Regions from separate parts of the Homo sapiens genome. Here region 2 is linked to region 1. Evidence: read pairs that join two places in POLR2A ChIA-PET (ENCODE). Cell type or tissue: CD4-positive, alpha-beta T cell. All regions are shown on one strand.

What was found. Peaks named below come from ENCODE experiments on the same cell type or tissue, not always from the same donor. Only the 100,000 strongest peaks of a DNase experiment are listed, where the experiment ranks them.
Region 2: POLR2A ChIA-PET joins it to region 1 with 6 read pairs; 4 of 35 experiments call an interaction of 5 or more read pairs at or near these places.

The regions. Positions count from the first base shown.
Region 1 is chr2:102,255,015-102,257,514 of GRCh38, reverse strand. No RefSeq gene overlaps it. Among named protein-coding and RNA genes, the nearest start is that of IL1RL1, 55 kb to the left of the region's middle. In CD4-positive, alpha-beta T cell, no CTCF peak of the experiment used is centred here; a DNase peak (open chromatin) is centred at 1,054; H3K4me3 peaks cover 331 bases.
Region 2 is chr2:102,201,634-102,204,133 of GRCh38, reverse strand. It overlaps IL1RL2 (interleukin 1 receptor like 2), which reads right to left. Exons shown (of 12, transcript NM_003854.4): 5 at 2,419-2,500. Among named protein-coding and RNA genes, the nearest start is that of IL1RL2, 16 kb to the right of the region's middle. In CD4-positive, alpha-beta T cell, no CTCF peak of the experiment used is centred here; no DNase peak of the experiment used is centred here.

The DNA of each region.
Region 1 (2,500 bases):
ATTGCTAATGGCCAGCAAGACCAGGGCAGACAGAGGCATACACTCGATCAGCTCCTGACCCAGTGCTCATTCCAGACACCAAGACGGGGACCCCAGACTCCTCTGTGATATCCTGAGTGTGCCCTCCAGAAGCAGCTTTGCTTGTATGGGTAGCAACTCACCTCCCTGAGACTCACCCCTCACTGCCACAGTCTCCCTGGGTCTTCCACCAAGGAGATTGAACCCTCAGCCATCCTAGCCAGCTTCTACTTACAACAGAGTCCCAAATCCTCAACACCTATAGCCCAAATCCTCATCATCTCTTGCCCCTGAGGTGACAGTACCCTTACCAGCCCCTAAGCGCGGAGGGGCAAAGGGTGAGACAGGCTAATGGTGAAGATCCCTTTTACATTTGCTCTCTGGCAACAGCACATTAACTGCAGTCCTCAATTATGTCCCCGTCATGCTTGGCTCAACATTGTCCCGTACAGTTAACAATTGGTGAGTAAAGAAATGTGAGAATGTGGAAACTGGACACTAAAGTTATAATAGGAAAATTATCATCTTGCTTCTAATGCCAGTAGAAGTACAGTAGTTATGCCAAGAGGTTACTTAACATTATATTATGATTGGTAAAGACTCTGTTTTCTGATTACCATGAAATATAGCTAGAAATAATTAACAATGTTACATGCAAACAAACTGAACCGCTAGGAAAAAAGAAAGGCAACAACATTGTTTAAAATGAAACTCAAAAATCAAAAATCAAAACTTAAGTATCTCAATATTAATAAAATACCCAGAAGAACGCTGCATAGCAAACTTCTGGAATACAGCCAAAGCTGTACTGGGAGGGCAATTGTTTAATTCTTAAAAAAAAAAAATAAAGTATTTGAATGAAGTTGCTAAGTACTTATCCTGAGAATTTAGAAAACAATCATGAGAGTCACAAATAAACTTGAAAAAAAAGAGGGAGAAGGACTTAAAGATAAAATTAATTGGTTAAGAGAAAATGTTTGCATTGATAAATTCAAGTGGAATAGAGGGTAGATGGTAAAATAGGCATCTCTGCCTAGTTAAGTCACAGGAGGGAGAAGTGAAAGTGAAAGTAAACAAAGTTAGAGATGAAACAAAGAACAATATACATTCAGAACATTAACTGCTTTTAGAAAGATTATATCTCCATATAGTAATTAATTAGAAAATTATATGTGCATTATTTCTAGATAAGAGTAAATTACCAAACTTTTATTTATTATTAAAGAAATAAAAAAGAATCAAATCAATAAATGTGTTAGAAATAACAAATATAATTTAAGAATAATCACCAAAGTAGTACCTGACTCAGATAATTGCCTTCACATCTGTAAAGAAGAAATAATTTCCAGCCTATATTAACACTGCCAGAGCTTATTAAAAGATGAAAAGGTTTGTAATTTGCTTTATAAAGCCAGCATAATTTCTTTTCTTTTCTTTTTTTTTTTTTTTTTTTTTTGAGACAGAGTTTCACTCTTGTCACCTAGGCTGGAGTGCAATGGTGCTTTCTTAGCTCACTGCAACCTTCACCTCCTGGGTTCAAGCGATTTTCCTGTCTCAGCCTCCCAAGTAGCTGGGATTACAGGTGCCTGCCACCATGCCTGGCTACTTTGTTGTTGTTGTTTCTTTGTTGTTTTTGTTTTGTTTTGTTTAGTAGAGATGGGGTTTCACCATGTTGGCCAGGCTGGTCTTGAACTCCTGACCTCAGGTGATCCACCCACCTCAGCCTCCCAAAGTGCTGGGATTACAGGTGTGAGTCACCACACCTGGCAAGCCAGCATAATTTCTACAGGACAGAGTTAGTAAATGTAAACATTCATTCGTAATTTCATTTGCAAATATAAATGAAAATTCCAAATAAAATTAGATAAATGAAGCACATTAACAAATATAAGTACACTGTATACTCAGGAATTCAAAGATGGCTTAATATCAGGAAATGTATCAATATGCTTCATCATACCAAAAAGTCAAAGAAGAAAAATCATATAATCATCTTAATATATGCCGAAGACTCCTATGACAAAATTCAATACAAATTTTCAAAACTTAAAGCTTTTAGTCAACTAAGCCTAGAAGATCATTTAATTTAAAACAATTTAAATGTAAAATAATTAAAATTTTTAAAGAAAATAAAAACAGCCAACATCATAGCTAAGAGTAAAACCATAGAGATATGTCCCCTCTCATTCCTATTAAGCAAAATTTTAGACAGTCTAAAAATTAGACAGAAAAAAGAAACAAACTCCACAAATAATGGAAAGAAAAAGACAAGTTTATTACTATTTCCGGTTATGATTGTCTATATAAACAAAATAAATCTGCCAATAAAATAAAATAAACAGCAGTTGACAAGTTAAAATAAAAGTAGAAAAACCAGGATTTCATCAGCCTGGAAGTAACTATGAGAAAAAAAAATGGAAAAAAACATTCCCAATAGCAACAACAAAACAATTTCTGAGAAGAAATTTTAAAGAAACTTAAG
Region 2 (2,500 bases), 53 kb after region 1:
ATGAAGAAATTAAGAAGGAAACTGAAAAATTTCTTGAAACAAATAATGGAAACACAACATACTAAAACATATGGGATACAGCAAAAGCAGTACTCAGAGAAAAGTTTATAGCTATAAGTGCCTACATCAAAAAAGAGGAAAAACTTCAAACAAACAATCTAATGATGTATCTTAAAGAACTAGAAAAGCAAGAGCAAACCAGGCCCAAAATTAGTAGAAGAAATAAATGAAATTGAAATGAAAAAAACACAGAAGATCAATGAAACAAAAAGTTGGTTCTTTAAAAAGGGAAACAAAATTGACAAACCTTTAGCCAGACTAAGCAAAAAAGAGAGGAGATACAAATAAATAAAACCAGAAATGAATAAGGAGACATTACAACTGATATTGCAGAAATCCAAAAGATTATTAATGGCTACTATGAGCAACTGTATGCCAATGAATAGGAAATCCCTCTAGAAGAAATGGGCAAATTCCTAGACAAATACAACCTACCAAGATTGAACCAGGAAGAAATCCAAAACCTAAACAGACCAATAACAAGTAACAATATAGAAATTTTAATAAAGTATCTTTATTAAAGAGAAAGAAGTCTCTTTATTAAAGAAAAGTCTAGGACTGGATGGCTTCACCACTGAATTCTAACAAACATTTAAAGAAGAACTAATACCAATCCTGCTCAAACTATTCAAAAAAATAGAGGATGAGAAGATACTACCAAATTCATTTTATGAGGCCAGTTATTACCCTGATACCAAAACCAGACAAAGACACATCAAAAAAAAAAAAGAGAGAGAAAACTATAGGCAAGTATCTCTGATGAATATTGATGCAAAAATCCTCAACAAAGTACTAGCAAACAGAATTCAACAATACATTAGAAAGATCATTCATCATGACCAAATGGGATTCATCCCTAGGATGCAAGGATGGTTTAACATTTGCAAATCAATCAATGTAATACATCATATCAACAGAATAAAGGCTAAAAACCATATGGTCATTGCAATTGATGCGGAAAAAGCATTTGATAAAATTCAGCAGGTCATGATAAAAACCCTCAAAAAACTGGAAGTAGAAAGAACATGTCTCAATGTAATAAAAGCCATATGTGACAGACCCACAGCTAGTATCATACTGAATGGGGAAAAACCGAAAGCCTTTCCTCTAAGTTCTGGAACACGAGGAGGATGCCCACTGTCAACACTGTTATTCAACATTGTACTGGAAGTCCTAGCTAGAGAAATCAGACAAGAGAAAGATATAAACGGCATCCAAATTAGAAAAGAAGAATTCAAATTATCATTGTTGGCAAATGATATGATCTTATATTTGGGAAAACCTAAAGACTCCACAAGAAAACTATTAGAACTAATAAATTCAGTGAAGTTGCTGGATACAAAATCAGCATACAAAAATCAGTAGCATTTCTATATGCCAGCAGTGAACAATGTGAAAAGATATTTTACAAGTAATCCCATTTACAATAGCCACACATAAAACCATATCATCATTTCAAAAATATTAAAATACATAGGAATTAAACGAAATTAAATACCTAGGAATTAACCAAAGAAGTGAAAGATCTCTATAATGAAAACTATAAAACACTGATGAAAGAAATTGAAGAGGACACCAAAAAATGAAAAAATATTCTATGCTCATGGATTATAAATATACACATATTATGTAATATATACACTTATTATGTGTTTAATATATCATATACCCATTATTATATATATAATACACCTATTATTATGTAATATATGCACATACTATATATAAATATATATACCTATTATGTACCCACAAAAATTGAAAATTAAAAAAATTAAATTAAATTAGTGGCTTGAGCTAATTTACTTTTAGGGTTTCTTCTTCCCCTAAGATTCTACTTTCAAACCTCCAGGCATATGTTCAAGAGAGCTGGCTGCTCTGGGCTGAGAACACAGGTCCATGAGCAGCAGGATATCCCAGGACCATATCCAGAACTCTGAGCTCTGCGGCACTTGAGGCAGGGGAGGCCTCAGCTGGAAGGCCCGCAGGAATATTCACGACAATGAAGGCTGAGGTGAATGACAGTCATGTTCATCACATCTACTATTGTCTAGATACTTGTGTTTCATCAGGTACCCCAGCAGCTAGTCTATGTGCATGATCTCATTTAATTTTCACAAATCAACCAAGAGTTTTGAGTGTTCTGTTGTTCAGAAGAGGAAACTAAGCTGCTCATGCCCTTCTGCCTCACTCTTCCCACCTTCTGATTCTAACAGTGGCAGGTCTGAGAGCCTACTAGCCTTCAGGGAAACCAAGACCTAGAATCACTCCTGCTCAAAGCCCAAAACCCAAAGCCAGAAGCCAGTTCACACAAAGCCAAGAGAATACAAGGCGACAGGCATACATGAGCATACTTACTAATGCTCACAGTGATGCCATTTAAAACCTCGTACTGCTTCCCTGAGTGTGTCAGTATGGCTTGACACGCGTAGTTCCCTCT